Regions from separate parts of the Homo sapiens genome. Here region 2 is linked to region 1. The links are chromatin loops, found by intact Hi-C in ENCODE. Cell type or tissue: heart right ventricle. All regions are shown on one strand. Each heading gives the region's core, and the rest is flanking DNA. Links, peaks and the distances in the headings are about the cores only.

Evidence for each region. Hi-C counts contacts between places; a loop is a spot of excess contacts. Peaks named below come from ENCODE experiments on the same cell type or tissue, not always from the same donor. Only the 100,000 strongest peaks of a DNase experiment are listed, where the experiment ranks them.
Region 2: a loop joins it to region 1, with 7 times the contacts of the local background. A loop is called at or near these places in 5 of 110 quality-filtered maps.

The regions. Positions count from the first base shown.
Region 1 is chr2:60,104,063-60,109,448 of GRCh38, forward strand. No RefSeq gene overlaps it. Among named protein-coding and RNA genes, the nearest start is that of MIR4432, 280 kb to the right of the region's middle. In heart right ventricle, for the core only: no CTCF peak of the experiment used is centred there; a DNase peak (open chromatin) is centred at 2,959; H3K27ac peaks cover 708 bases.
Region 2 is chr2:60,052,295-60,057,680 of GRCh38, forward strand. No RefSeq gene overlaps it. Among named protein-coding and RNA genes, the nearest start is that of MIR4432, 330 kb to the right of the region's middle. In heart right ventricle, for the core only: no CTCF peak of the experiment used is centred there; a DNase peak (open chromatin) is centred at 2,857; H3K27ac peaks cover 1,985 bases.

The DNA of each region.
Region 1 (5,386 bases), core at 94-5,093:
TGTTAGGAGAAGAATAAACTCAGTAACCAAGTGTCTGGATATAAATGTCTTTTCGTGGAAATACTTTACCCACCACTGGGAAGCATGTTGTCACCAACCACTTCTTCTGTCACATAGGGCAGAAAGAAAAGACTACCTAAGCCAAAAAGGGTTGCAGCTTGGGCAATGGTGTAAGTATAGAGAAGAAAACACACATGGCTCCAAAGACCAAATTCAGGACATGTCTGTGTCTCTTCCAGGAAAGGAACTCTGAGCCCCAGAGGAGAGAAATCTGTAGTCATAACAAACTCAATGACCAGTGGTGTCCAAATCCTTCCACTCCTTCTGGAATCTCTTTCATGAGGCTTTCCCCAGCAGCTTCCTGACCATCTTCTTTATGTCACAGTCATGTATGTCATGCAGCAATTGCTTACCTTCAGCATTTGCACATAAACTATCTTGCACGTCTGCCTGGGGTTTTTCCCAGGTTGGCCATATTTCCCTAATAAACATGTAAGTACTTTGAAGGCAAATACTATGCCACATGCTCCTTCAATATCCCTTCTGGACCTGTCATGTGCTAGGTTCACAGAAAGCATCTGGTAAATAATTATCAAATTGGAGTGTAAAGGATGTGCACCTCTGTACTGAACTTCCTTTCAAAGAAAGCAAGAAAACAGAGCAGCATAGTATAGTTTCCTTCTGCCCTTCACCCTGGAAACCCCGCGAAGCATGTGTTTTACTTGTCTCCACCTGTGCACCAGGTGAGGGAAAGAAGAGTGGGGACTGTTAAGTCAGATGAATGTGGTAGAGACCGATCTCACCCTGTTGCATTATGAAGTAGAGTGTTTGGGTGGGCAGTTTGCTCTCACGTCATGTATGAAGAAAGAGGAAAACGCAGTGATCACACCGCCCAAATGCTGAATTCAGAGAGGCTAGCAAATCCCCAAGTGCACGGAGAGATTAGAATTGAAAGTGAATGGACATGATCATCATCTGCTACTTCTGACTGTACGACTCCACCCACATCTCCTTGCATTGCACTCATAAATGTGGTACTTCCTCAGATGACAGAACAGACAGGTTTAAAAAAAAAAAAAAAAAAAACCTGAATTTCTCTCATACCATTCACACTGTCTATGCCCACGCTTGGGTTCCTGCTTCTACAAAGAAGTCAGACCATGAAATCCAATATTCATAAAGAGTGGGAAAGATGGGACAGGATCCAAATCTCTTATTTGCTGGTGGTTTCACAGCCTGCTGAGAAGGAATGAAGAAGACACCAGTGATGCAGTGATGAGACATCGTGACCTAACAAAAACAATCCAGATGAACAAGGAGGAATTCTGGGCTTTCCCTACTTAGCTGTGTGGTAACTGGCAAGCCACTCATCTTGCCATTTGAGGTCCCAGCAGGCATCAGCTGCTTACTCAAAGAGTTTAATAGAGAAGAATGCAGGAAAGAACTTTTTATAGATATGTGGGGAGAATTCAGGGAACCAGTAAGAAATGGCAAAGGGGCTAGCATCCACACTAAGTCTTTAACAGCTGTAGATCTGAATGGGGCAAGATGATTCAAAAAGGTTGCTGAAAAATAGTGGAAGGTGTAGGTGTGGAAAAGCAGCCACCAATAGCAATGTGGCCATCTATGGGAACACAGGTACTGCCACCACCAGACAGGTGGTAATAAAACCTCAACCTCTGCCTCCTAGTGCCGTCTAATCTCACATAAAATCTACAAGGGATGAAGGGGTCCCTTGAGGTCAGCCTACAAGAGCAGAGAGCCAGGCAAAGCAGCAAGGGGAAATGGATCTGGAAGAGCAAACCAATGAATAGCCCCATCTTTTTGCCTCACTTTCTATTTTTTCACACAGCAATAATTATGCAACCCTACCTACTCCATAGGGTTCTCTTAAAGATTGTGTGTAATCATAGCTGTGAATGCGCTTTGTTAAAGTTTCCAGCCTGGCACAGATGCTGCGTTGGAGAAGACCTGCTCCCTCTGCTCTCTGTGGAGTCCTCCACCCACGCCCACGCCCAGGCTACCCCACCCCCAACCAGAGCCCGAATGATGTGAACAGAGCAGAACAGGGCTCTGCAGGTGGCAGGGAGGGGGGAGCTGCACACGCAAGGAAATAATAGAGACTGGATTGTTTATGCTTGTGAGAAAGGGCGCATGAATATGGATAAAACCCTGTGCACATTTTGCTAATTACCCAGCATCAGTGTTAAAGGAGAAAAGAGCCCACTGCAGATTTTCAAGCCAATTCCATCCCTTCAAGCCCACCCCCACCTTTGCACACACGCAAACACACACGTGCACACACACACACACATCACTGCTGCCACCACCACCACTGCCACCACCACCATTTTCTCTCCTCTCATATAAATAACTGACAATGTTCCCCTGAATATAAACCACATGGACCCACTAAAGCTACATGCAAATTGACAGAAGATTCCAATCCTGCATCATGCCAGAGAGCTCAAGGAAGAAAGTCCTATCCTGCGGTCTCAGTTGGCAGGAGCCTCTGTCCTACAATTTCCTGACCCGGTCAAAGCAACCTTATAACCTCACGGGCAAAGACATGAGATGAATCAAGAGGGTTAAAGCAGTGGAGAGACAAAGAATCACACAGAAGTGGAGGCCATTTCTACAGAGAGCCGAAATCATGGAACAAAAGAAAAAAAATCCTCAGTCTTTGGTTCCAGTCTAAATTGAGGCCTCTTTCCTTTTGCTGCCCACCAGAACTTGATTGATCAAACTCTGGCAAGATGTTTGGAGTTGTGCAAACCCAGCTCTGAGCAAAGTTAAGATGGGAGTTCTATCCTTTGTTTCCTGGAAGCTCCTGGACTCCTCCAGACATCCCCCAGGTAATTGTCAGCTGATTCATCTAAACATCAGCAGAGATTGGGGCAGTTGGGAAAAGTGCTCAGGGGAAGGGCCTATTCAGGATACAGATGGAGGGAGGAGCTCAAGCCAGCTGGCTTTGGTCCTGACGTCCATCACCAAAGGCTGCCAGGGAACACACTGCACCTTCATCTCAAGATCATTGAAGCTAAGAGGTGGTCAGTGATCACCTGTCCTGAGCTACATGCTTTAGGGCAGTCACAAAGATACAGTCTTTTTATATTAACCCCTATATTTGTTCTCTGCAAAAAAATAAAAATAAAAAGGCAGTCAGATGCACTAGAAAGGCACCGTCCTGGGAATCTGGAAACCAAGGTTCTTATACTGGCTTCATCCCATGTAGCTGTGTGACTATGACTAAGCCATTTAGCTCTTCTGGGCCTCAGTCCTACAGTTCTCTTCATCTGTTAGATTTTAAAAGCTTGGCCTAAAGGACTCTCACTGTTCTAAACTTCAAAAACTCTATAAATAACAATGCCAGTAGCTAACACAGATTAAGTTTCTCCTATGTGCCAGATATTATTTTACATACCTTCACTCAATATTTCTCAACAACTGAATGAGTTATGTTATCTTCATTTAATAGATAAGAAAACCAAGTCCCAGAGAAGTGAAATCATTTTCCTGAGTTGGTAAGTGAAGTGGTAGGGTGAGAATTTGAACCCTACAACAGCATATTGATTGTATAGCATTTCTATTAAAAGCACAGACATTTTTCCAATTTTTTTATAGTGGTAAAATCATATAACATAAAATTTACTATCTTAACCATTTGTATGTGTACAATTCAGTGACATAAATTACATTCATATTGTTGTACGACTATCACCACTATCGGTTAAACAATAACTCCCCGTTTTCCTTTTCCCCAGCCCCTAGCAACCACCACACTACTTTCTGTCTCTATAATTTTGACTACTCTAGCTACCTCTTAGAAGTAGAATCATATAGTATGTGTCTTTTTGTCACTGACTTATTTCACTTAGCATAATGTCCTAAAGGTTCACTTCTGTTGTAGTATTGATCAAAGTAACCTCCCTTTTTAAGGCTGAATAATATTTCATTGTATGCATAAACCACATTTTGCTTATATCCATTCATCTGTCCATGGACACTTGCATTGCTGCCACATTTGGCTATCATAAATAATGCTGCTATAAACACGGTTGTGCAAATATCTCTTAGAGACCCTGCTTTCAATTCTTTTGGATATATACTTGGAAGTGGAATTGCTGGATCATATGGTAAATCTATTTTTAATTTTTTGCGGAACCATACTATTCTCCACAGCATCTGTACCATTTTACATTCCCACCAATGGTGCACAAGTGTTCTCATTTCTTCACATCTTCATGAACACTTTTTGTTTTCTCTGTGTGTGTTTGATAGTCGCCATCCTAGTGAGTGAGTATAAGGTATCACATTGTGTTTTGATTTGCATTTCCCTAATGATTAGTGATGCTGAGCATCTTTTCATGTGTTTAATCAGCCATTCACACACCTTCTTTAGAGAAATATCTATTCAAGTCCTTTGCCCAGTTTTGAATTGGATTGTTTGGGTTTTTGATGTTGAGTTTTAGAAGTTGTCTGCATAGCGTGGTGTTAGTACCTATCAGATACATGATTTGCAAATATTTTCTCCTATTTTGTGGGTTTGCCACTTTACTGCATTGATAGTGGTTTTTTTCATACCAGAGCTGATATCTGATGATAGTGTCTTTGGATGCACAATGTTATATAATGAAGTTCAATTTGTCTATTTTTTCTTTTGTTGCCTGTGCCTCTGGTGTCATATCCAATAAGTTACTGCAAAATTCACTGTCATGGGGATTTTGCTCTATGTCTTCTGCTAAGGGTTCTGTAGTTTTAGGTCTTACATTTGGGTCATGGATCGATTTTGAGTTAATGATTGTGTATGGTGTTAGATAAGAGTCCAACTTTATTCTTTCGCATGTAGATATCCAGTTTTCTCTGCACCGTTTGTTGAAAAGACTGTCTTTTCCCCCACTGAAGGTCTTGATGCTTGTCAAAATCATTTGATCACATATATATATAAGGGTTTATTTATGGACCCCATACTCTATTCCTTTTGTTTATCTGGCTGTCTTTATGCCAGTACCACACTGTTTTGATTAGCTTTATGGAAAGTTTTGAAATCCAGAAGTGTGAATCCTCTAGCTTTTTTCTTTTTCGGGATTATTTTGACTATTTGGGGTCCCTTAAAATTCTATGTGGATTATGAATTTTAGAATGAGTTTTTCTATTTCTGCAAAAAAAAACATTGGAATTTTTAAAGGGATTGCATTAAATCTGTAGATCACTTTGAGTAGTATTGACATCTTAACAATATTAAGTCTTCCAATCCATAAATGTAGGGTGTCTTTCCATTTATTTATGTCTTCTTTAATTTGAAAAGTGTGGGCTGTTCATCAATATGCTTTTCTATCTAGACTCAAGATTCCTTAGTCTAGTGTTTCTTCTACTACACTAAATA
Region 2 (5,386 bases), core at 92-5,091, 52 kb before region 1:
TGTATATTAGTCAGGGTTCTCCAGAGAGACAGGGACACATATGCAATCCAAGATCAAGAGACAGGACACAGCCGGGCACGGTGTCTGATGCCTGTAATCCCAGCACTTTGGAACCCATAGGAAACCCACAGATACATATGAGGGGATTATGATGGGAATGGCTCGCACAGTTTTGGAGATCAAGAAGTCCACAACATGCCTTCTACAAGCTGGAGAACCAGAAAAGTTCATGGTGTAATTCAGTCGGAGTCCGAAGACCTGAGAATCAGGGGAGCCAGTGTCCAGGGCATGAGAAGATGGATGTCCCTGCCCAAGAAAAGGGAGCGAATGTGCCCTTCCTGCACCCTATTGTTCTATCTGGGCCCTCAACATCCTGGGTGATGCCCACTCATGGGGTGAGGGTGGATCTTCTTTACTGGGTCTACTGACTCAGGTGCTGTCTCTTCCAGAAACACCCTCCTGACACACCCAGATATAATGTTTTCTCAGTTATCTGGGTATGCTGTAACTCAGTCAAGTTCACATGAAGTTAATGTTCACACCAAGACACCTCAAACACCAGGGAGGAGGTTCTGAGGACCTAAGGCAGTGGGGATGCCGGCATTGCCTGTGTTGCGGACACTCAGTGCAATCTCTTAAGAAAACCAAATAAAATCAGTTGGTGGAGTTTATTAAAATGTAGATACCTGCAAAATCTGAATCTCTAAGAGCACTGCCAGATAATCTGCATTTGAACAAGCTCCTCCAGGTAACTCTTACCCATATCAACATTCAGGAATCACTGCTCTCCTGGTTTAGAAAGCTGGGAGCCTGGTATCCCTTTCAAAGACAGTTGAATACTGGACTTTCCTCAGTTTACAGAAAGGAAAGGGAACACCTCCCTATAAAATAACCAAGATCTTTCCTGCCCTGGTTATTTCTCACAAAAGGCTTCTTATGCATACTCAGTTACATATTCCACACAACAGACTTAAAGGGGGAAATCTCTTCTTTCAATTATTTGCCATTCCATGGAAAAGCACGCAGGCAGACAGGAAGGCAGAAGGCCATAGTGAGCTGTTGCTGAGTTGAGCACAGTGCAAGGCCCAGGCCTCTCGTCTGATATAATCCCAATTTGTCCGCATAACAGCCCTAGGAGCTACAGGTCATTACTCCTATTTTATGGTAGAATCTAACACTCTTGCTGGGCATTCCTGACCATGCAGCCTTTGCTCTCCGTGTAGAGTATGCTGCAATCACTAGGACCCCAGAAAATGGAATGTCATTAAGGAAGGTTCGAGGCCAGAGAATTAATCAGGATCTAGAGAGCATAAGCCTGTTCCCTCCACCAGCACTTTCTCCTCAAAAATCATCCCATTTTTCTCAGTTTCATACCTGGCTTGGGTTTCATCGCCCCCACTGGTGATCAGAGGCAAACCTCTGCCCCTCCCTCCAACACTGTTGGCTAAAAGATTTCCCCAAAAGGATATGCTTCTACGCACACACAGCCCAAATGTCTTGGGGTGGGGTAGAGACCCTGGGAAAAAAGAAGGTTACACCTGTACCTGAGTCACTGCAACATGGAACACAGCAGGACAAACATAGCCTGTCAGGTCACGTCTGCCCAGGCTTTGAGGCAGGTGTTTCCAGAATGTGTGTCATGCTGTTTCCAACCAGGTGGGTCCAGACGTCTTGGCTGCATGCCTCACTGAGAGCCCCACCTCCAGCCCCATGGGGGTGCCCTGCCCCTTGCCAAGGAGCAAACTTTCATATCTTACAATATAGTCAAAGGCTTTCATGTTGTAGCAATAACTAGGGCATGGGCCCAAGAACCACAAGAGATGGTCTGTGGTGACGGAAGCTGGGTACAGTTCATCTGGGGAGACGGGAGCCAGGTTAGGAAGCTCCAGCCTGCTAATAGAAAGAGACATGAATGAGAGGCATGGCGTTTCCTTTCTCCTTCTCTCTGCAGTGTCTTCATCTGCAAATTTGGAATCAATTATTGCCTTACTTTGGTTCCCCCAAAAGCAGACTATGAGAAAAGGATTTGGACACAGGTACTATTTTATTTCAGAGGCAATCAGAGGAAACACAAGCGAAGGAGAGAGGAAAATGAGATAAGGAGCACAGAACAGCCAGGAAATAAGCTGGGTACCATGAAGTTCTATCCCTCAATCCCTTTAAGACCCATGTATAATGGACCAGAGAATTGTCCCACCAAAGGATGGAGAAATGGGTATGCATCTACTAACTCCCATCCTGGATTAGTTGAGGATAGTCCCTGAGGACAAATTAAAATCCCTATAATTCTGTGCTGCCTTGTACATGGGCAGAGCAAGCTACCACATAGAAGAAGAAAAAGGCTTCAGGCATGGAAGCTAAGAGAGAAGGGGACTTGAAATGGGAAGCTACTAGTGGGCAGGGGGGTTATGCCTACTATACCTACAGGTTTCCTTGGAGTGGGGCCAGGGAGGTGGTTGATACACCAATATCATAGGCTATACTTATCTTCCCCATGGAGTGTTAAGATTAAATGAGGCAACATAGAAAACCTTGGCACTCTGGCACACAGCACACATGCAAGAAAATGCCTCAATTATTATTAACTTTGAGATTTACATCACACTCCATAAACTCTTCTCGCCAGACCGGCCACACAAATGCCTCTCTCTGCCTAAGTTCAAACCAAAAGCTCCTGGAGACCAGCACCTGCTGAGGCCAACGTGTGAATAAATAGAGAGGTCACTGGGCACAAGGCCCTGTGGAACTACCCAGAGAATGGTCAGCCCAACTCAGCACATACTCTCCACAGAGCCACTGGCTGGCTGAGAATTCACTCTGTCTGCTCTGTGAAGTCATCTTACCCTGGACAGGAGCCTTAACTAAATTCCCTTGTGATCTCTTGGCACTCACATCCTCAAATGTCCACAGCATTCTCAATTTATCTTCTACTGTTCAAGTTCCATGACTAGAACACTCGAGCCAAACAATGCAGAAACCCAGCCAAGCGGATGCCTTCAGGATTCACATGGAACCCGTGGAACTCATGGGCATTAAACACACACTAAGCCTGTGCCTGGATCATAGACAATGACTGTGGCTACACAAATGCCTCTCATTTAGGAAAAATAGAACCTGGAATAAGCATTAGCTGTTGGGGAGCCAATAATCTTACCCTGACATCAATAAAAGTGATTTACCTAAGGTCATTCAGATGGTCCTAATTTTGTTCCTTCTCGCATTTATTCAATAGGCATTAGTTTAGCATCTACTATACACCAGGTGATTTTTAACTATATGCCAGATGCAAATAACACAGCAAGAAACAAGACAAGTCCTCCACTGTGATGGTGCCCACGTTCTCCTGTGGAAAACAGACAGTAAACAGGTAAATAAATAAAGATGGTATTTCAGATAGTGATGTGTGCTATTAAAAAAAATAAAGCAGGCTGAGAAGATAGTAAGTGATAGGATGGAGAATGGAGTTCTCTTTTTAGATAGAGTTGTGAGGAAAAGTTTGCTTAGAATGTGGCCTGTGAACAGGATGAGAAAGAGAGAGCCATGCAAAGATCTGGAGGAAGAGCACAGGAGACAAGTCAACAGCAGGTGTAAAGGCCCTGAGGCAAGAAGGACCTTGAATGCTTGAGAAATGAGACAGGCAGTCTGGCTAGAACCTAGTGGGTGCCGAGCTCTGTGAAGTCAGATGTAGGCAGACTCCACTCAGAAGGAAGACAGAACCTGTGGGTTCAGATGCAGGTAGGTTCACACATTTCATGCTAGACATGTAAAGTGATTCCCATCTATGGCTTTTTTGTCTTGGGGAAATAAGAAGTAAGATCCTCAGCATAAAGGGAGGAACAAAAAAAAATGCTGATGCTTTGAGGGGAGAGGAGGTTCGAAATATCTTGAAGAGAGGGCAAGTAAATTCACAAAGGGAGTGTGACAAGATTGTGGTACTGATAAGGTGTCATCATAAATTTAAAGTCAGCACAGCTCTTAATTTTTACAGCCACATCTAGCTACTTGAGTATGGGCCCAGGGTAAACAGAGACTTGGGATTTTTGACAAGAAAGTTCAATGGAGAACAAGTGGATAATAGGGCTCAAACATCCCTGGATGTGTGCTTGTATCATTAACCATGAATCCGAGCCTGAGGCAGGCAATAGAGTCAGTGAATCCAAGGTCCCACGGGGGGTTGAACTGGAGGTGCTGAAAAAGTAGGGTGCGATGTTCAGAAAGGAGAAGCTTGAAATCAAAAGCGTAGAAAAGGAACAGTTAAAGGTTATGAAGAGGACTAGGTACAATCATGGAAATGTGTGGCACCTACTATAAGCCACGACATGGTAAATAAGGACCAGATCAGAGTGAATGGTACAAGGGGATATTAAAGACCTGCCTGAAATCAAAAGCGTAGAAAAGGAACAGTTATAGGTTATGAAGAGGACTAGGTACAATCATGGAAATGTGTGGCACCTACTATAAGCCACGACATGGTAAATAAGGACCAGATCAGAGTGAATGGTACAAGGGGATATTAAAGACCTGTAAGACACAGTGTCTGCCCACCATGAATATAAAATGCAGTTGACAAGACAGACCCATAAGCAAGTAACAATAGCCAATAATTCCACATTGAACAATGGTGAAATGTTAACTTTATTTAAGGTTGAGTTTAGCCAGCTTTCATAAATGTTCTCTGTGACACATATAACATTATCTCCACTAGTTTATTATCCTTACATTATAAATGAGGACATTGAGACTCAAAAAGAAGCAAAGCCACTTGTCCAAAGCCCAACAGTTAAAGTAAGGCAAAAACCAACACAACTGCTGTGTCTTCTGACTCCTGGCTCGGTTCTCTGTAGACTAAAAAACAGAACTTGACACACGACATCATTAGATCATAATCTCTGAGATCAGATTGCTTGGATTCAAATCCCAGCTTCCCACCTTTGGCCAAATAAACATGAACAAGTGACGTCTTCTCATTGTGCCTCAAATTTCTATAAAAGCAGGATATTGTAGTATCTACCTCAAATGGTGATGTGAGAATTAAATGAAATAAAGCTGGAATAAACCTTGCCTGGTACATAATAAGCACTCAGGTGTTACGATACTAAAGTGAAGATTTATGATGCCTGCTATAAGCACTACTATCCTGCCTTCTCAGATGCTATCAAGAAAATCCAGAAGACAAGCCACCTGCCCTCTCCACCCCTGTTGTCCCTTTGATAGAGGCTTCATGGAAGATTAGGGTCTTGAGCAAGGTGATGATGGTGGACAGAGATTCTCAGACTTATATCCATGGAAAGGTAGAGGGAGGGCTTGTCATATGAAATAATAGCATGAGCAAGGACCTGAAAGGGGGCCTTGGTGGGGGAATGTTCATGATGCAGTGAGGAAATCA